3 separate regions of the Homo sapiens genome follow, and regions 2 and 3 are each linked to region 1. A link is a loop called in an ENCODE intact Hi-C map of the cell type or tissue named here. Cell type or tissue: heart right ventricle. All regions are shown on one strand. Links, peaks and the distances in the headings refer to the core of each region. The heading gives the core; the rest is flanking DNA. Region 1 has its middle 5.1 kb from the start of C7. Region 2 overlaps PLCXD3 (phosphatidylinositol specific phospholipase C X domain containing 3). Region 3 overlaps PLCXD3 (phosphatidylinositol specific phospholipase C X domain containing 3).

What was found. A loop is a pair of places that touch in the nucleus more often than their neighbours do. Peaks named below come from ENCODE experiments on the same cell type or tissue, not always from the same donor. Only the 100,000 strongest peaks of a DNase experiment are listed, where the experiment ranks them.
Region 2: a loop joins it to region 1, with 6 times the contacts of the local background. A loop is called at or near these places in 24 of 110 quality-filtered maps.
Region 3: a loop joins it to region 1, with 6 times the contacts of the local background. A loop is called at or near these places in 24 of 110 quality-filtered maps.

The regions. Positions count from the first base shown.
Region 1 is chr5:40,900,753-40,908,130 of GRCh38, reverse strand. No RefSeq gene overlaps it. Among named protein-coding and RNA genes, the nearest start is that of C7, 5.1 kb to the left of the region's middle. In heart right ventricle, for the core only: CTCF peaks have their summits at 3,029 and 3,232 (motif pointing left); a DNase peak (open chromatin) is centred at 3,230; H3K27ac peaks cover 2,357 bases.
Region 2 is chr5:41,334,070-41,341,447 of GRCh38, reverse strand. All of the region lies in intron 2 of PLCXD3 (phosphatidylinositol specific phospholipase C X domain containing 3), which reads left to right. Among named protein-coding and RNA genes, the nearest start is that of C6, 120 kb to the right of the region's middle. RefSeq lists a silencer at 6,625-6,674. In heart right ventricle, for the core only: a CTCF peak has its summit at 2,956 (motif pointing right); no DNase peak of the experiment used is centred there; H3K27ac peaks cover 106 bases.
Region 3 is chr5:41,343,554-41,350,931 of GRCh38, reverse strand. All of the region lies in intron 2 of PLCXD3 (phosphatidylinositol specific phospholipase C X domain containing 3), which reads left to right. Among named protein-coding and RNA genes, the nearest start is that of C6, 130 kb to the right of the region's middle. In heart right ventricle, for the core only: no CTCF peak of the experiment used is centred there; no DNase peak of the experiment used is centred there.

The sequences.
Region 1 (7,378 bases), core at 1,119-6,118:
TTCCGCATCTTTTGTTCAAAGCTTTAGTGATTTGTGTGGAAGAAATTTTGTCACAGAGACAAAGATCCTGACTCCTGAAAGAAATATTTTTTATTCAGCTCCAACTGCATAAATTCCAGATGCCATAGACTCATCTTAAATTCTCAATATACAATTCCATTTCAGCGGCTCTCTTAGTTTGGGTTCCCCCAGAAGTAGATTCAGAAACAAGAATTCAATTGCAAGTAGTTTGTTTTTGTTTTTGTTTTAAGAGATAATCTTAGAAAGCACCACTGGAAGTGGGAAAGTGAGATTGGGGAGAAAAGAAAGTCAATAAAGGGTGTTTTATCAAGCAAGAGACTCCAGTGGGCAATTTGAGTTCAGTTCTAATGAGGAACTCTGAAAGACATTGCACACGAACTCTGCAATTAAGAGTTAGTCCAGCCAGGTGTGGTGGTTCACACCTGTGATCCCAGCACTTTGGGAGGCTGAGGTGGGTGGATCACTTGAGGTCAGGAGTTCAAGACCAGCCTAGCCATGATGGTGAAGCCCCATCTCTACTAAAAATACAAAAAAAAAAAAAAGCCAGTTATGGTGGTTCATGCCTGTAATCCCAACTACTCAGGAGGCTGAGGCACGAGAATCACCGGAACCCAGGAGGCAGAGGCAGCAGTGAAGTGAGATTGCACCACTGAAGAGACTGCACTGCTGAAGAGCAGCCTGGGTGACAGAGCGAGAGCCTGTCCCCCAAAAAAAAAAAAAAAAAAAGAGTTAGTCCAATTAAGGGGTAAGGAAACCCATCGCTGATGATGAAGGTAGCTTCTGAACCCATTGGCTCTCTGGCACTACCAGCTTGCCCTGGGGGCAAGCTAAGCACACGCCTGCAGCCATAAGTAAAGGTTTTCAAGCAGGGAATTGTAGCATTTGCAATATTTGCAGGTGTTTACCTTTGTCATTTAGAGGCGAGCGATGAAGGAATATGGGTAGGGTACCAACAGCATCTGCTACAGTAGCTTTTTATTTATATATACATGCATGTATTAATTTTTTCATCCTGAATTTGATCAATATTTTCTAAAATGTGTAATATGATAGGCTATCAGCTTTGACAGGTAGAAGCCTTAAGCTATATCCTTCCTTATTTTTGTTCTTTACATGCTATAAAGGACCGTATTAGCCCATTTACAGAATATCCTTAATCTAGAGGATGATTTGGATATATTTATAGTAATTTAGAACTTGAATTGTTCAGCTCAGGTATCCCATAGATCATTCAATTCTGAAAGGGTTACAGAAACTTCCTTTCCCCAATTGCCTTGCACACTCCTACCTTCATATCTGTAACATCACAAGAGCATTTCTTCTGTCTGCAATTTTAATGGAGGAACCATTAGCACAAAGGCTTTAAATGCAGGTGGGAGCAACACTGTGGGAAGTTTTACTGCTAGCATAAGTTGTATGGACTTTATTCACACAATGAGTCACTGAGAATTCACCCACTGGAAGTTTTTAAGAAAGAATCAAAGCAGTGTTTTAGATTGATTGAAACAGTAGCTGTGTGCAGCCTACATAGAATAGGTAAGGAAAGGAAGCAGGAAGCGTGACTTGGAATTTATTTCAGTAGTTTAGACAAGGGGATCAAGGCCTCATTTAAAAAGGGATTGACACAGCTGTCTCTACAAAAAACACAAAAATTAGCTGGGCATGATGGCACATGCCTGTAGTCTCAACTACTCAGAAAGCTGAGGTGGCCCAGAAGGTTGAGGCTGCAGTGAGTTATGAGCAGGTCACTGCACTCCAGCCTGGGTGACAGAGCAATGCCTTGTTTCAAAAACAAAAACAAAAACAGAAACAACAAAAAAAGAAGGGGCTGGGCACGATGGCTCACACCTGTAATCCCAGCACTTTGGGAGGCCGAGGCAGGTGAATCACTGGAGAGGTCAGGATTTCAAGACCAGCCTGGCCAACATGGTGACAACCCCTGGACAACATGGTGGACAACTGTAATTCCAGCTACTTGGGAGGCTGAGGTAGGAGAATCACTTGAACCTGGGAGGCAGAGGTCGCAGTGAGCCAAGATGGCACCACTGCATTCCAGCCTGAGCAACAGAGCAAGACGTTGTCCCAGGAAAAAAAAAAAAAAAAAAGGAAAGACAAAAAAGGCAGAAGAATTCACAGGGTTTAGTGATTAAATATGGTTTCAAGTCTGATTGACTCAGAGAATTGAAAGAATTTAAGAAAAATTTAAAGGAGGAAGAAAATTAGAAGTCAAAAAGGAAGAGATGGTTTTGGAGAGGGGACATTTTTACTTTGGGGAAAGCATCCAACATATAATGGAGGTCTCTTTGGGAAGAGACAGGCTTCACCTATGTCTCTTGGAGGGGGACATGGGTGGAGCTGCTAGCATGGAGGTATCTAACTAAAATCATGGACTTCAGTGAATCTTCTAGAGACTGAACATAATGAACCATAAAACCACAAGAAATGCCCCTGTTCAGGAGTAAGAAGAAAAAAAGTCCCAAAAAGGAGAGGTTACAGAAAAAGAAGAAAAACCAAAACAGTGCAACATCAAGCCAATTCAGGAGAATTTCAAGATGAAGAACCCAGTCAACAATTACTCCCAGCAAATGCCCAGCTTGGATTTGCAAAGCACAGTGCATTGTAAATTAAATGTTCTGAAAGTTCTGTAACAAGTAAAACTTTTTTAACTTTTTCAACCCAGAATTTCTCAAGTTCATGTGACCCCCTGGACTTTTATTTCTAACAAACCCCAAAACTGGTATATGGGCATGCTTTGGCAAATAAATGGTGTCTGAGCCAAAGCTAAATCAGTAGAAGGATAAAGCAGATTTCTGCCAGACTGGGGAAGGGTCAATAAGGGCACAGCCCTCTCCTCATCTCCTGTGACACCAGCTCTTCCCCATTTGCCCTCACCTCCCTTGGCAGCTCTTCAAACACTGTTAACATCCCCAAACCCTAATGAAACTATTACTCCACCGATGATATCAGGAAGCAATTCTGGTTCACCACAGGGAGATATTTGAAAACATTTTAACGAAGCTATTTCATTTACTAGTCATTTCATTTTGCTCTGAATTGTTCCAACAGATTTAGCTGACTCTGGGGGTTTCAGAGGAACAAACTCACTGGGGAAGAGTAAAAGCCTCCTTTTTCCTCCTCTCTTGTATTGAGGCTGATAAGGTCAGAATTGAACCGGCCAGGAGTTGGAGTGAAGAAGCAAGAGCATCCCCTAGTGGCAGACTGCTCCAGGCCCTAGAGTCAAAGAATACCATTAAGCTCTGGAGTTAAACCACTCAGGAGGGAGTGAAACACAGTGAATCTTCCTAGGCTCCCAGGCAAGTGCTTGTTAAGCTAATAAGTACTCCAGGTGGTGTTGCTTTTTCCATTTAAAGTGTCACACTGTGAACAGTTTGAGAATGAAAAATGGCTGCCAAGCAATGCCTTATTCAAAGGAAGATTTCAGTAAAATGATGATTATTAAATGCTTTATCATTACACATAATAAGATGCTGCCCATCTCTGCTGGAAGCACTGCATTAAATGCTGTGATCTGTGCATTAATTTAAAGTGAGGCCACTAGATTAATACTCTCTGTTGGCATCCGGTTCTTCATAGGAAAGTTGTTTAAGGTTTAAATAGATTAGGAAATACAAGGTTTCACACTTCCCTTCTGGACAGACTTCTGGACAGGTGCCGTTGTACTTTTCCACACTGGACAAGCTTTTGCCCTGGTGACCCCGATGGCTGCAAATGGCAAGAATCAAATTACAATCACGAGGAGATAAGAAGTTTTGTCGTTATGGTTTTTAATAGCGACAGGCATTTGCTAAATTTAGGAGAAGGCCCAGATTTGTTTGGGTTTCTGAATGGCATCTGGGTTTTTCAGTTATTGCAATGCACATTGTAGCAGTAGCCTGCAAGTACAAGATACATTTCATTTGGTTTAAATTTGAATTAAGTCAAACAGCTCTGAGAAGGAAGACATAAAATACAAAGATTTCAGTGGTTCTGTAACTGCCTTATGTAAAGTCCTGTGGAGGAAGGGTAAAAAAGGACAAGGTCATTTATTTGATCTACACTTCAAACTTGTGGTGCCTAAACGGAAAGTTGTTTTTGTTTTCATACCAAGAGCTCAGCATGCAATAGACCTAAAATAAAAATCAATCACTCAGAAAATGTCAGGCCACCCCTTAATTTTAAGCTATAATTCTTTAAACAATCTTTAAACAGATATGTTTTAATATCAGATTCATCGTTAAATATTCCACAGGCCAAGAAAGAATAAACAATGTGGTTAAAAAAAGTAAAATCCTAGGCGGGTGGATCACAAGGTCAGGAGTTCGAGACCATCCTGGCCAACATGGCAAAACCCCATCTCTACTAAAAATACAAAAATTAGCTAGGTGTGGTAGCACACCTGTAGCACATGCCTGTAATCCCAGCTACTCAGGAGGCTGAGGTCGGACAGCTGCTTGAACCCTGGAGGCAGAGGCTGCAGTGAGCCGAAATCGTGCCACTGCACTCCAGCCTGGGTGACAGGGAGGGACTCTGTCTCAAAAAAAAAAAAAAAAAGAAGTAAAATCCTGAATTGTGCAACCTCTTAAAATGTTTGTGAAAAAAAATCTTAGTAACCAGGGAAGAATATTCACAAATACCTAACTAGAAACTTCTTAGGAGGAAAATTTTTCTAAAACCAAAATGAGTACTAATTTGTATTTCTTTTGTTTTGTTTTTTTTATTTTTTTATTTTTTTGAGACAGGGTCTTGCTCTGTCACCCAGGCTGGAGTGCAGTGGTGTGACCACAGCTCACTGCAGCCTCAACCTCCTGAGCTCAGGTGATCCTCCCACCTTAGCCGTCCCTTGAGTAGCAGGGACCACAGGCACATGCCACCATGTTCAGCTAATTTTTATATGTTTTGTAGAGCTAAGGTTTCATCATGTTGCCCAGGTTGGCCTCACACTGCTGAGTTCAAGTGAACCTCTTGCCTTGGCCTTCCAAAGTGCTGTGGGCCTCTAATTTGTGTTTCATTTATACAAATATGTGCTCTGAAAACAGATAATCTGGGTTCAAATCTTGGGCAGGTTTGTTCATCTCTCTGACTTTCTGTTTTCATATCTGAAAGGTGGAAATCATATTATCTGACCCCTAGGGGTATTATATTAAATGAGATAATCCAAATACAACAATTATAGCATCATGCCCAGAATATAGTGAGCTTACTCCAATAAATATGAACTAGTATGCAAATTATCATAAACAATCCAGCTGGGCACAGTGGCTTGCTCCTATAATCCCAGCACTTTGGGAGGCCAAGGCAGCAGGATTGCTTGAGGCCAGGAATTCAAGACCACCCTGAGCAACATGGCAAGACCCCATATCTACAAGAAAATTTTAAAAATTATCCATGCATGGTGGTGCATGCCTCTGGTCCCAGCTACTCAGGAGGCTGAGGTGGGAGGGTCACATGAGCCCAAGAGATTGAGGCATCAGTAAGCCATGATCGTGCCACTGCATTCCAGCCTGGGCAACAAAGTAAGAACATGGCTCAAACAAACAAACAAACAAACAAAAAATTGGGCCGGGCGCAGTGGCTCACAGCGGTAATCCCACCACTTTGGGAGGCCAAGGTGGGTGGATCACCTGAGGTCAGGAGTTCGAGACCAGCCTGACCAACATAGTGAAACCCTGTCTCTACTAAAAATACAAATATTAGTCGGGCATGGTGGTATGCACCATAGTCCCAGCTACTTGAGAGGCTGAGGCAGTAGAATCGCTTGAACCTGGGAGGTGGAGGTTGCAGTGAGCTGAGATTGCACCACTGCACTCTAGCCCGGGCAACAAAGTGAGACTCCGTCTCAAAAACAAACAAACAAACAAAAAAAAACAGTGAAACAATCCGAATAGTCATCAATGATGGATTGGTTAAATAATGTATAGCATATACACACTTTTTTTGTTTTTTTTGTGAGACTTGCTTTGTTGCCAAGGTTGGAGTATAGTGGCGCCATCTTGGCTCACTGTAACTTCCACATCCTGGGTTCAAGCTATTCTTGTGCCTCAGCCTCCCAAGTAATTGGGACTACAGGCATGCGCCACCATGCCTGGCTAATTTTTTTTGTATTTTTAGGAGAGACAGGGTTTCACCATGTCACCCAGGCTGGTCTTGCTCTCCTGAGCTCAGGCAATCCACCTGTCTTGGCCTGACAACGTGCTAGGATTATAGGCGTGAGCCACTGCACCCAACGACAGTATGTACACACATTAAATGGAATATTATTCAGCTAAATAAATGGAAGAAACACTCTATGCACTGATATGGAAAGATCTACAAAATATACTCTAGAGGTGAAAAAAAAAGGTGCAGAACAGTATAGCATTTTGGGTTAAAAGAAGGGAGGAGAATAAGAATATATATTCTATTTGTTTGCATTTGCATGAAAAAACTCTCATAGGATACACAAAGAAACTAATAAAAATTCTTATCTGAAGATTAATGTGGGAAGGAAACTAGGTGAAGAGATGGAAACAGAATGAATAGAAAAAGGTGGGACTAAGAATTTTACTTTCCACTAGTTTTATAGTTTTAATACATTAATGAATGTATTTCTGATTTTTTAAAAATATAATTACTTAATTTTATTTTGTTAGCTTTTATTATTTTATAATTCAAAGTACAAAACAATAAGCATCCTGGCTGGATGTGGTGGCTCATGCCTGTAAACCCAGCACTTTGGGAGGCCAAAGCAGGAGAATCACTTGAGGTCAGGAGTTTGAGACTAGCCTAGCTGACATGATGAAACCCCATTTCCACTAAAAATACAAAAAAAAAATTAGCCAGACGTGGTGGTGCACACTTTTAGTCCCAGTGACTTGGGAGGCTGACGCAGGAGAATCGCTTAAACCCAGGAGGTGGAGGTTGAAGTGAGACAAGATCACACCACTACACTCCAGCCTGAGTGACAAAGTGAGACTCCACCTCAAAAAAAAAAAAAAAAAAGAATAAGCGTCCTAATATATTCTTTGTCCTTTGTTTGTTTGCTTGTTTGTTCATTTGTTTATTTGAATGAATCATGGGATACTGTAGGGATACACATAGCACTAAAAGTAACAGCAATCTTACTAAAATGCTTCATGGTCACCAGGACCAAAAGGATGGTCTGGAAGGTAGATATAGTAATTCATAGATCTTTACTTTAGTGCACCACCAATCTATTTCTTTGATATTTATGTGACCAAGTTTCCAAATGCAAGCTCTCAAAGTGAGCATATGAGTAAACATCACTGCTGCTATGTAATTAAATATACACGAAATGTAATAAATTACCCAGACTCACAAAGAAATTGGTTTCATTCTCTTCTTTCTCCTTTTCATCTTC
Region 2 (7,378 bases), core at 902-5,901, 430 kb before region 1:
TCATAGTCGTGATTATATCTAAGCTTCCTAGTAATCATGAGGTAGAATGATGTATTTTCATGCTGCATGTTGCACAGAAAGGATCAGCGATTTGTAGACGTGATTTAGGTGGAGTCACAGTCTTGGTTTCAAGAATGACTTCGCAGAGTCAGCTAGGAAGCTGTCCACTCTGGACATTAGCATGGCAGTGTAGACATGCGATATTGATGGTGCTCTCTTCCATACATACTCCATTAGTGATACAGCCCAGTTTAGACTCAAGTATTTGTAATTCTTCAGTCAACTATATATGGTATTATTTGGTTTTTCACTGAATTCCACTAGATATACTGGTTTAATGTAGCTAAGAAAATAAATCAACATTATAAACTTTTGTCATTAGAAATAGAGCAACTTTCAAAACTGGTAAGTATTTTGTCAGCAACATTTTTTACATTTATTTAGAATACCTTACTTTGGTGGGATATTAACAAATATTTGTACTTTTTTAATACCAAAACTTTTTCATCTCCTAAAATGTAACTCAATGCCAGGAGTAAGACCTATTATAAAATACATTCTATTATTAGTAGCTAAAAGGTCACACAATTAAAAATATTTTCAAATAACTTCCACTTAATGACTTCCAGTGGGACATGAGTTCCCAATAAAATTAGCAACAAAATTCTTTAGGTTCTTTCCTGCCGACTGCAACTTTAAGTTAGAAAGTATTTATTCATTCTTTCACTTGAAAATAGCACTATCCCTCTAAACAGTTCTGCCTGAGAGACTTTAACTGCTTTGGAGAAGACTCTTTCCTTGCCTTGGCCTGTCCCTGGGGTCAGTGTTGGTAAAGGTGATGAGCAACGGATGCACGCAGTCATCAGAGACCATGGCCATCTCTAGTGTCATTGTCTAGCTCACCACCAACTCCCCTTGCTGGGTGTCTTCCAAATTTGAACCCCAGCTGTGGAAAGAAAAATTTCCAGTGTGGAGTGGTGAAGAATAATGGGATTTTTCAAATGGTTCTTCTGGTCTAGGGCAGAGAAACTGAGAACGCATGGCATTCCATTTATTTTTACAACTTTTAGTTAATTGATGAAACTAATATATTTTGTTGCCTCTAGGATAATTTTGATATTTCAGTACATTAGCTATTTAATTAGTCATTTCACAGTATCATGTTACCTGTTTTTAGGGACACTACGTGCAGTGAGTTGCAAAATTCAGTGTAGAAAAATGCTCTGATAAAAAGAGACTGGTGAATGCTGGTTACCTCATTCCCTGAATAAAACTGCTCCTGATTATCTAAAAGAGGCACTGCTGAGAGAAGGACCCAGGAGAGCAGCATCTATACAAAGGCATGCAGTTAATGCAATTGTAGGTGTGAATCTATATAACTTTAGAGGTTAACTGAGATTCCAGAAACACATACACAAACAGAGAGCCATTTATCTGAATTTTCAACACCTCGCCATGTTTCTGACTGAAGGCTCCTCTGGCCCTCTCTATGGCGAGTGTCTTTCCTTTTGTTCCATCTAGAATAAATCCTGTAAGTAACTTTTAAAGACCTATCCCTGCAAATCTCCCTTGAAATAACCCAGCACTGGATATGATCTATTATGAGGAAGCATTTTAATTCATCTTTTTAAGGTCATTTTTATAGCATTATAGATTAATATGAAGGAAGATTTAAGATAAAAAGTATAGCAAGGGTTCTTTTAGGATGACATTTTCAAATGCTTCCCTAGAATACAACCATACCAAGTTGTTAATAATGCTTCTCTTCCATATGACATATTCTATGATGTCTATTAGAATCAATAGCTAGTGAATCAATGACTTACTTAAAGCTAAAGTGAGCACAAGCCCTGAGGAAGGGCAACACTACTGTCATTTTGTCACCCTGGAAACCCTGCTTCTGTATTTGATAAGTACAGACTCAGTCAGTCAGGCAGATAATTTACATGACCAACTATTCACATACGTCAGTGATTCCAATTTTTGAAAAAAAAAAATAGTATGATTTCTCTGTATCCATTGACATATTCACTCTAAAGCCAGCCAGAAGAGACTTACTCAGATGGCTATTATCCCCTGGCAGCACCATTGATACTACCAGCTGGAGCTACCTCCTAGAATATCCAAATTTTCGTGTTTCTCCTCTGCTCCCATTCCTTAGTTTCTGACCACTATCTACCCTTGGATCACTCTTGAGGACTTTTCTTGCAGTTCTGGTGGGATCTCAGCTCCTGCATGCTTTATATCTTCTTTGGAAGCAGAGAGGAGATTCTCTGAGCTAAAGAGGGAGAAGAATATATATGCTAGCAAACTACTGTTGACTCTTCCAGAGATAGAGCAGCTTCCTCCCTACCCCTTCCTCTAATACTGCCTAATACCTGCCACTCACTGCAGAAGAAGCCATGAAGGAATTCCAGGAAAAAGATGATCATGAAATTACTGGGAAACATTAACGAAAAAATAGCCAAAATAATCTTTGGCCATAATAAAAGAACCAGAATGAGGGCGGAAATACTCTGTTACACTTCACACCCAAGTGAGAACATTGCATTATTTTCCGGTTACCCCTTTTAGAGGAAGTATAGACAAAGTGGAGCACACAGAAAAGAGTGACAAAGACAATAAGAGGGCTCCAAGCTGAAAAATCTAAGGAAAGTAAATGGGGGTATTTAAGAAGAATAAGGGAAGATACAGATGGTGTGGTTATGTGAATATCAATTATTTTCAAATATTTAAAGGAATATCACGTTGAAGAGGAATAGACTTGTTTTACATTAACCTAAGTAGATCTAGTGGGTGGTCAGAAAGAAACTTGTAATAGTAGGAGGGAGGCTATGAGAATTCCAAGCCCCTAAAACATATGTTAGAGTTGAGCCCCTGGAAAAGGATGCTCAAGTTGAGCCCCTTGAAAAGAAACTGCAATATTTTCAACAGTGTTCTGTAGAACACCAAGTCCACTAGATGTCATTGGTGATTTGTGTGTGTGTGCACATGCATGCACGCATGTTAGTAGGGGCGGTAGTAGCAGGGCTATTCTCAGGTCAAATAAATTTGTTTCCCAACTTAAAAAAAGGGAAATAAATCCTTAACTTCAGGACATTTCAATGTTCTTAATATGATAATGGTCTCCATATGCTATTATGTGTATTGTGAACATCAAAGAGGCTTCAACATTCCCTACACTTATGTGGCCAAGAAAACCTTTTGTTTTAGGCACATCTTTAATCTCTCATGAAGCATTGTTCCATGGAATTTAATTCAGGAAACATTTTTTGTAGAGAATATGACTACTTTATAATGTCTTAAAGACATTTTCAGACCCGATATTCTCTGAGACTTTTCTAAACATGGCAAGGAGGAAATATACAAGGAAGAGGGAGAATGTATTACAAATTAAGACACATATGTGGCACCTCTATGGCTTGACAATATTTATTGTACATTATTAAGTTCCTAGGAATTTGCTTAAAAATGTTAACATGGTCAAACAATTTAGAAAAGTGTCAGGTAATATGATTTCCCAAAGATATAATGAAGAGATGACATCATGGGAAATACTCTTCTAACTCAGACTAATTGACTTAAAATTTCTCTCCCTGATGGTACTGTTAAAAGATTCTGACTTCATAAGGTCACTGTCAGGAGGAAATTATAGAATTAACAACTTAATGAATATTATTTTCTTACAGAACAGATGACATATTTCTCTATCCTTTGCACCTGCAGTTGTCACTGATTAAAGGGGAAAAAAACAAAGAAATCACCTCTGATAATTATGCATGATTGCAAGTGTCCAAAGACACATTGACATATTAGCACCTGGGATGTTATGGTCAAATTAAATTCCACTTATATTCATTCCTTCTGCCTGTTAGCATTTTCTCTAAAGAAAGTGAAATTTCTGAATTTGGCTTTTAAAAAACAAAATCAAACTCAAATTTGGATGCTATAATCACTCTTATCTTGGAAAGGATGCACTGGGGACATGAAGCTGAACAGAGTACTGTACACAAAAAGTCCTGATGATGTAATCAATATCCTCCAGCTTCTGCTGGGCAGTTTGGACTGGAAAAGTCTCCCATTAAGTGCCCATGACAAATGTTTTCTGAGAGGTAGCTTTAGATTTTCTGAGCCTTTTATATATTATTCATAGCTTCATGGTATCCAGAGAGAAATCCTGGCTGAGGTTAAGACTCTGTGGTCACTGACAATAAGTCATTTAGTTCTGGTGGCCTTTCACCTTTGCCAGAGGAAGTAGAGGTACCCACGTGGGTATGTACGGTACACTGCCTAAGCATAAATGCAATTTCTTTTGGTTGACCACCACAAAACACACTTAAAGCAGCTGAAAACCTACCCTGGTGGCATTTTGGAAATGAAAATGTAGTTGTAATTTTTCTCCCTTATTAAGTTTGTCAGAGGCCACTCGTAATTCTTACTCTGGCTAAAGGACAAATTTTATGATCGCAGAATTTCCTGCCATCTAGATTACACTTGTAGGTTGGGTTTCCCAGAAAGCAGACTCTAAGACACCAAGATTTGTGTGCAGAAGGTTTACTCTCGAATTCTCTTGGGATCAACACCTATGGGAGAGTACAGGAAACAGAACTATGTAGAGGAAGAAATTGGACTGTGATGCAGTCAGAACAAAGGCCTCAGCCAAGACTGCAGGAGCTGTGGGGGATCTTCAGATTTCTCCTCCCACCCCTCCCCAGACATCAATCATTGCATGCAAGTTATTCCAAAGAGCATGTGTGGCATTGAGTGAGGTGGCTTTCTTTTGCCGAGGGCAATTCTCAGACAGAAACTTAGTTGGGAATTGACAGCCAACAACACTTTCAGAAGCTAGAAGAATGAGCACTCTCCATCTGGAAGGGAAGCTCTGGGAGGCTCATCACAAGCATTCACTACATACCTGAATGAATAGAGTTCAGTCACCTGCCTTGAAGTCACTCAGAACTAGAAAAAATGAAAGTAACTACATGTATTTACTGTCTATGTTCTAAGCACTTGAAGCATTAACACTAATAATGGAGTAACAATTAACCTGCATTGAGTTCTTATCTCTTGGGTATTTTACGAAATTTTATATGCTTTATTTCATTTAATTTACTATTCACTTTTATTATTCTCTTACATAAGTGACTTACCCAGGATTTGAATTCAGACACTCTGCTCCAAAGTCTTCACTCTTATCCTCTATGCCATACCACCTATCTATAATGTATTGTTTCATTTTATTGTTACAAAAACACTATGAAGTAGTACCATTATTATTGTCATTATACAACGAGGAAGATGAGAATTGGGGAAGTTAAATAACCTTCCAAAGGCCACATGTTATTATAACTCAAATATGACTCTGTCTGATTCCAAAGCTCTTGATCTTCCTGAATCGATTGGAGGGAGTCCATTAAAAGTCGATAAATACTCACTTACTTATGAGTCCTTGGGGAGTAGTTTTTATTTAGCCTCATGAATTTGTGAGAGTCCACGGAACATTTCCTTTAGAATTGGAATGTGTGCCAATAAAGAGACAAACAGCTAGTTCATGAAGCCAAAGGAGGCTTTATGGACATCTCCTTTTCCTATGTTTCCATGCAAGGCTATTCAGAGCAATTCAGCAATTTCTGTCTGTAGGATTTCAAGTAATTCTGGAACTAGTCCCATAGTCAAGTCAGGGACCATATCTGATTCATCCCTGTATCCACCCCAACAAATGCCACATGATGGGTACTCAATAAACACTTGTTGACAGTATGAGCAAATGTATGAATGCCATGGAGACCAGCAGTTTCCAGGATCTCACCATCAAGGACCTATTTCCCTATTTCTCTCCACAAAGCCCTTCTCTTCTTAATAAATGCATATTTTTAAAGTAATACTTTATTTTCCCATTGCTAAAATTAAAGACACACAGAATACGCTAGAACTTCCAATCAGCAGTAGGTAGTCAATACTAAACCTGGATTAATAAAACGATCCTGCCAACAGTGAAGTAGCATTTTTGTTAACTCATGTGACTATGGATTAAGGGTAATTGATTTGTGTTGTGGGTTTCAACATTACTGCCTCTAATAGTACTAGATCCAGAACTCTTAAGTGGATCTAACTACTGAGAGCCAAAGGATAAACCTAGATAGTCCTTGAGATATTTGCTCCAAGCAAAATCAGAAATGTAAAACTTCCTTTCATCACAGCTCTTTCTTATCAAATGGAAATTTTTCCAAAGAAGGGAAAGGAAGGACAGTGCTAGCGATAGAAACTGTCTGCTTTGAGGAAGGTAAATTGCTTTTGAGCTTTGAGTACCCAAATTCCCCGTGCATTTGCACTGAGTGAGGGGCTACTTGTGCCGAGGAAGAAACTGTGAAGTGAGAACATGTGATCCCACACAGAAGAGTTCTGCCCTTGAAAGAAAACCCATTGTCTGTTTCCTGGCAATCGAAATCTTATTAACATACAGAAGGGTCTCTTTGTTTAAAAATTGCAAAGCTTTCTTTATTCTTTCATTCCCCTGGAAAACTAGAAGACAAAATAGTCCCTGCACGCCAGGAGGCCCCCATCAAGGGCTGGCTGTGCTCACATTCTGTCTCCTGGCAGGGTTTGTGACTCATTTTGAAACCCTGACTTGGAGCAAACGATGAGCCTGAGGACAGAGTGCATTTTATGAACTCTTAAACACCATTTTTTCTTGTAGTTTATATGAACTTATTTTAATTGAAAATGGATTTTTAATGGTTTTCCTTGCCACAACAAAAATAAGGGCTGCTGTTGCCATTATCAAAGGAAACGGATGGCATATTTTGCTTTGATTTGTCTGCATTACTTTTTGTTAAACAAAACAAAAGCTAAACTAAACTAACAACCTTCTTGGCATGTAAATAAGATGAGATATGTCCCATGTACTTCTGAGGGCTTGGAATTTTCCACTTGGAAAACTGAAAACATCCAGTGTCGTTAGGATGAGGGTGAGGCTTGGTCAGTTCCTGTGCCCAATATTTTTGGTGCAACAGCAGCTCTTCTATGCAAATCCTGCATCTCCCAAAATATGACTGTACCCAAGGCTGTGGCTGAGTAGTTTTGAATGACCCTGGAGTACATTTGAGTAATAGTATCAAAGATATTGTCACCTGGGTATGTGTTGGCAGTGAGGTGGTGTGGCATGACTGTGATCCTTGTAGTAACCCCAAAGTATTATCATTGCTAATCTTACAAATGGAGAAAATTGAGACTCAGAAGGTTTGCATAATTTATGTAAGATTATAAATAAAGTACATTACTCTACTCTAGTCAGGACCAAAACTCAAATTTTTAACATCAATTCAGTTGATGTGATTGTTTTTGTTTGTTGGTTTTAAAAATAAATCTCTCAGCAAAG
Region 3 (7,378 bases), core at 1,020-6,019, 440 kb before region 1:
GCTGAAGACAAAGCCATAAAGTTGTACAAAATAAGCTTATGTTACCAGTCCCAGATTCTACAAACAGGAAACAAAAAACAAAGACATAAAACGGAATTTAACATATAAGAGATTTTGCTTATGCAATATACTTATTACACTTTAAGAGGTAACTTCCTGGGAAAAATAATTTTGTTTATAATTACTGTACTTCATAAAGCTCTTTGGAACTTTTGCCATACTCTATTTTCTAGGTGGACACTCGGGAAATTTTTCTTGACCTTGTCTTGGGAAAGAATTGCACCTGATTATGCTGATTCACGTTATATGCTCAGAATACCCTATTGTATTTTTTTAAGCATGATGTAAGAATGATGTAATCTGTACCTAATTACCCAATTATTCCATACCTTGAAGGAGTCTTTCAATGGAATGCATCTATACTCTAAGAAGAAAGAATTCCATGAAAATTCATAGTATACTCTTCCTATGGGAATAGAACCTAATATCCTAAGATTGTTTCCCTTACTCTTAGAGCTTCAGATGGAGAAAAAGGAAAAAGAATGGAGAAACAGGGCAAGTAAAGAAAAAGAATCAGAGAGAAGATGAAGAGTATAGTAGACATGGGGTCAGGTAGTGGGAACTGTAGCAAATAGAACTCTGAGGACCTCTATGCTGTAGATTTAGCTTAAATCAAATATGCCTCATTCGTTTTCAATGAGAAAACAGAGGACGGAATTTAAAAAATGAAACAACTGAGCTATGAAAGAATAGAAGTGGGAGGAGAGCCTAAACTGGGCTTAAAAACGTGAGAGAGGGAGCTGTGTGCATATTATGGTCTCTTGTGATGCAGGAGACAGTGAAAATTTCTGGCACAGGAGGTGTGAGAGAGGTCTTTATCAACTTCACCCATTGCGGAGTCATCCACAGATATTAGCCCAGCTGAGCAAGTAGGGCACCACAGTGAATAGCTGGCTACAATTTTCTGCAACAAAATGTTGCAAAGCACTACCAAAAAAAAAAAAAATCCAATCCTGCATGTTTACTAGGACATTCCAGAACTTTCCTTTGGGAATTTATGGGTACAGCAGTTAGGGAAGTAAGCAGAGTATCCACAGTGCTAAAGGACAAGTAAGGGGCTAGTGCTCTGTAACTACAGGATAATTTAAAGACCTGTGATGCATGCAATTGTGTTGTAATGATCACTGGCTTGCTTAGTGCATTTGTGAGTCTTTAAATCTCCTCAAGTGCGGAGCAAAAAATTCTAGGATTTTGAAGTGTTATTTAAACCTCCAAAGTACAAGAACCTCTGCTTTAAACTCTTGGACCATTTCATGAGGGGAAAGTGTGGAATGCTTTTGTCAGTTCTTCATCTTCAACTCCACATCCTGCATGAAGTGGGATGTGCTCTAGTTGCTTCAGTTTAAAGGAATGTTGATTTCTCAGTGATAATGTCCTTTTAACACAACTTGTGGCAGAATTTAATACAAGGAAAAGTTTAAAGAACTCCATCCCTTTTCCCAATAGGAGCATTTAACCATCTCCAAATTTGAAAGAAGTTATTCTTCTGAAAGTAGCAGTCCTCCATAGGAGCTGTTTGATGATCATGATGAAACTTTTTATCCTGACATAAAATTTTGAACTTCTGATAGCTTCTTTGATCCTAAAGCCATGCTTAGCATCCTAACAACCTCTAATAAGTGCAGCCATCCTTTTAAGAAATAAATCTTGCTTTGGAAACAAAAGACCCAACCTAAGAATAATTTTCTGACCATTTAAACAACTACTAGATAGAGCTAGGGGTCTTCACATTGCATGTGCAGAACTTGTAACACATGGATATGTGGACTCTTTCTAATCCTTTGCACTGTCAGTATCTGTAGATGGATATTGTCAATAAATCATAGAAAAGATGAGTAAATCACATTAAAATCATCCAGAAATTTTGAATCGCAGGTTTTAGATCCAACTACTGGAAAACCAGAGCAAGTACATGGATGTGTGGTTATTATTTGACCTTTTTAGACCCTACTATTTTTCACTTCTTTTGGCAAATTTTCCAGAGCTCAGTCCTGTATTTCCATGCTTTTTCTGAAGGAAATGGCTTATTTTCATTCCCAGGAGGTTTAAAAGTCTTCCTTCTCCTTTGCCAAGCAGTCATGGTATCAGCTGCAGGTCTTGCTCTTCCCCAGTGCCTCTGTACTTAATAAGTCTGCATTACGGAGGCTGCCAAGCACCAAACATATTCAATATCACACCTGGCCCGATGGTCTTGCAATCTAAAACAAACAAACAAACAAACAAACAAACAAAAAAACTCAGTAATTTTCTGTATTTGTAAGTGGTCATCTTATATGATGGTGATGGGATTTCTGTAGGAAAAACATCTATTTTCAAAGTTGGAAGACCTTTATTATTATATTTGCACAAGCTTCCTTGTCTTGTTAATTAACTAGTTAAGCTAGAGTGCTACCTATTGACATTGGAAAATATTACCAGGAATGTTTTTTTCTGGTTTCCCTCACTGATTCAAAATCCTACTCTCATGACATCTGACATTAGATACAAAGACAACAACAACAACAAAAATGACTTTCTGACAAGAATTCTCAGCTGTACCATGATTACTTCTTTTCATCCTCCTACCTTTGCGCAATTACTAACTCATCTATATTTTAAGATAATGGTACATTAGGGTCCATTTAGAACGTCTATTAGATCATAATGTCACACAAGCAATGATGTCCTTGTTTTGAAAATAGCATCCAGAGCAGCTACTCCTCTAACTCATTTAGTAAACGGGGCTAATACTATTAACCTACCTCAAAGTGTGAGAAGCATTTTACAATAAGGAATTCCATGATATGTTAACTAATAACTTGGAAAAAGTATTTGTTTCTCCAAATATCCACTGGAGCTGCCAGAGAACATCTCTAAAAAATCTCCACTGAACTATTTTTACTTAGTGTTTTGGAGAACAATTGCTCACCATCCCAAAGAGTGTAATGCCTATGACAGAGACTGATTCAGCTGCTAACAAGAGAGGTATAGAATAAAAGAGAAAGAGTAAGAAGCCCAGCTAAATTTTATTTTTTATTGCCCAGTTACCTGGTTTTGGATTATATATGTTTTTCCTCTCTCAGTCTTTCCTGCACCTCTTTGGTGATTCTTTGAATAATAGCGCCTCCAGTTGATCTGGTGTTAAGAGTAGGGAAAGACTGAGACAATTATAACTCAGGACAAAGGTGTTAGAGAGAAAATAGTAAAACTGAAGACCAGGGTGAGTTCACATTCATCTTCCATGTCTTCCTTTAATAGCTGCCATAATAAAAAACAACTATAGGTTGGTAACTAGTATCTACAGATGTTGTGCTTGCACAGACACAGCTACACCAAGCTCCCTGCCTTTTTGACTCCAAAATTAAGTGAGAAAGATTGGCAGAGCAATACACTGTTACAATGTAGAATGGTGTCTATAAGGTGTTGAGGTGCTGTGAGATTTCAGAGGAGAGATAAATTACTTTCCTTGGAGTGAGAGATTGCTAAAGATCTATGAATCTGATCTAATAAATGTCCAGAGTAAACCAAATCTACTAAGTGACAAGCCTTGCCATTAGTGAACCAGAAATCATTTTAATAGGTAAAGAATTTTTTTCTAATTTTTTCTAACTTTACTGTGCTGAGGCATCTCTTTGACATTTTAATTTGGAAAATCCTAAAATATCAATTTATTAAAACAAGATACCACGACTTTGAATGGCTAAAATCCAAAACACTGACAATACCAAATGTCCCACCAAATATGGAGCAACAGAAACTCTTATTCATTCCTGTTGGGAATGCAAAATGGAACAGCTATTTTGGAAGTCAGTTTTGCAGTTTTTTACAAAGCTAAACTTAGTCTTACCATATGATCCAGTAATAGCAACCTTAGGTACTTACCAAAATGAATTGCAAACTTATATCCATACAAAAACCTGCACGTGGATGTTGATAACAGCTTTATTCACAATTGCCAAAACTTAGAAGGAACGAAGATGAAGCAAACAAGATGTACTTCGGTAGTTGAATGGATAAACAAACTGTTAAATCTATACAATGGAACATTATTCCGTGATAAAAATAAATGAGCCACAAGAGGGCAGGAAGGAAGCTTAAATGCACATTGATAAGTGAAAAAGACATTCTGAAAAGACGGCATAGCATGTAAGTTCAACCATATGACATTCTGTAAAAGGCAAGTTTATAGAGATAGTTGGAGAGTGGTGATGGTTGTATAATACAACAATGTGAATGTACCTAATCCCTCTGAACTTTACACTTACAAATATTTAAAATGGTAAATTTTATATGTTAAATTAATAAATATATTAATATATATTTTACCACAACATACACATTCAAAATTATAGAGACAGTAAAGGCGAAAGATCAGTTGTAAGGTTTTGGTTTAGGGGAGGGTGGGTGAACAGGTAGACAGCACAGAGCATTTCTAGTGCAGTGAAACTGTGGTACTGTAATGGTAGATAGAGGACATCATGCATTTGTCAAAACCCATAGAACTGTGCAACACAGAGTGAACCCTAATGTAAACTCTAAACTTCAGTTAATAATACTATATTACAACTAGTTTATCAATTCTAACAAATATACTCCACTAATGCAAGATGTTAATAATAGGAGAAACTAGCTAGGTGTTGGTGAGTAAGGGTTGTATATGAGCACTCTCTGTACTTTCTGGGTAAGTTTTCTGTAAACTAGAAACTGCTCTAGGCTGGGCATGGTGGCTCACGCCTGTAATCCCAGCACTTCGGGAGGCCGAGGCGGGCGGATCACCTGAGGTCAGGAGTTCGAGACCAGCCACGCCAACATGGTGAAACCTCCTCTCTGCTAAAAATACAAAAAATTAGCCAGGCGTGGTGGTGGGTGCCTGTAGTCCCAGCTACTTGGGAGGCTGAGGCAGGAGAATCACTTGAACCCAGTAGGTGGAGATTGCAGTGAGCCAAGATAGTGCCACTGCACTCCAGCCCAGGCGACAGAGTGAGACTCCGTCTCAAAAAGAAAAAATAAAAAAAAGAAAAGAAAAAAGAAAAAAAGAAAAGAAACTGCTCTAATAAATATTCATTTGGATAAAGGCAAATAAGTATGTAGCAAAAATTAAATATGGAGTTAACCATGAGTTAAATGAGTTAAAGTTGGGATCTGTAAAGTTAGAGGCTTTAGTGACCTGAATGTGTGTGTGTGTGTGTGTGTGTGTGTGTGTGTGTGTACACATATGTATGTATAAATTTGGAGTAAAGGATGAAACATGGTAAATAATTGGACACTTACCAAGATATTTGACTGTTTGCATAAGCTATTTTTTTCTATTCACTACTAGCCTGAGCTGAATGACAGGCTGTGTTCAGAAAACAATGTTATCTTATGAATATTCTCATTCTCTAGGCTTTCTTATCATCATATTGCTATTCCAGTTATTGCCTTAGTGCATCAGAGTAGATAACGTTAGATAAACCAGACCCAGAATAATATGAAGAAGGATAACCTCTGGACAGGATTTTAGCATAATGGGTTCCAATTTCATCTTTGCCACTGAGTGAAAACAAGCAGGGGCAAGCCACTCACCCTCTCTCATGATTTGTTTCCACATCTATCCAATAAGAGGGTTAGACTAGATCTCTGAATTCCATTTTTGCTCTCAAGTTATTTTGTCTTGTCTGGTTAGATTTAGCCAAAGACATCATTTGGAAAAATCTCAAGGAAAGCCCAAGTCTGCAGAGATCATATTATTTGGACACAAATCTAATGTTGCCTTGCTTCATCAATTACTATTTGGACTTTTGGAAAGAAAATACTCAAATCAATATCCTGACTATTTTGACTGTGTCCAAGTCTCCCTATTATATGCTGTAATAGAATCATTTTGTTTATAGAACCAGTTTGTAATTATGCTTTTATTTTTGTGATTACTTGCTAACATCTGCACACACCCACCTACCTCTAGATTATGAGTTGTATGAAGGAAGGGAATGATTTGATTTTATTCACCATTAACTCCTCAGTGCTTAGTGCCCAGAGTAGGTGGGCAATACATATATATTGAATGAATGATTCTTTATATTAGTTTAATGAAACATAAATATAATTTTTAATTATATGAAGTAAAAGAGAATTTAGATTTTTTGATACATGGCTTGCTCTGAATTAGGATATTTTTTTCTAAATGGTTGTAGGTTTGAAATAAAAATTTTCCAACAGGAACTTAATATTGTAATTTTTAGTAATTCATATAATTTCTTGTCCATAAATGATCTTCTGTTAACTGATGTCAGTCATAGATATCAGCCGCATTTTTATATTTCTTATCTAAAACAATTTCTAGGCAAACAAATGAATTAAAATTATAAGAGCAAAATAATGGGAACTGTTATGAATATAAAACTTATAACAAAAATAACTTTCCTTAAGTGACAAATGAAAATGGATTTCTCATTCTAGATTCAAATATTTCTTTAATTGACGAGTTGATCATTTGGATTTCAGATTTTCATTTTGCTGTGGAAAATAACTGAAAAATGTGAAAAGTTCTACCTTTTATTTGAATAAGAGCTGAATAAATCTGAAACCTTAATTATTGAGTCTACTCTTTCTAAAAATAAGTCGCATTTCTGGATGGATGACTTGGCACTTAATCTTCTGGCCAAATATGTCAACAAAATATTGGACAAACTATCTTTTGTCTTCTTCTATTCTGTGTTCATGGAGTGATTCTAAATGCTAGCTTAATGCCTGCTCTTTATGACCAATGTATTATTCATGTTTTAGAAGTCCATCTGAAATCGTTCCTTTAAAACATGCCCATTAATTCAGAACATCAATTTAGAAAGATTACTTTTTCAGTTCAAGATAATGTTTTATGGTTAATGGAGAATCATAGATGCCATTTAAAAGTTAGAGCAAATACAAGAACGTAAGAAAAAAAAGCAATACAGTTGTTACTTATTTGAAGTTGAAATGGAAGCCTGAGGTGTGAAGAATTTTCTTATCAGACAAACAAATCATCCAATTGTGCTTAAGCAAGTAAATAACACAATTCATGAAAATGTTGGCCTTGTGTATAGCAAACATAATGCTTGGGCTTTAGGAAAAAAATGTTTTAATATGACTGTGACTTGACATTAAACCACGTTTTCATTAAGATCAGAAAAAATGTCAGAATTCTCCTCTAGCTGAAGATATTCTCTGTTTTCTTCAGGTTTAAGTATATTGGATTTTCATTGTAACTACAAACGTTCTCAGTCTAGACACTGTTATGATTTTAAATTATTTCAATCCAAAGTTCAAGATGTAGACACAAACTAAGTTTGTGATTTTAGTAGTAGTACCTGTGAAACCACCT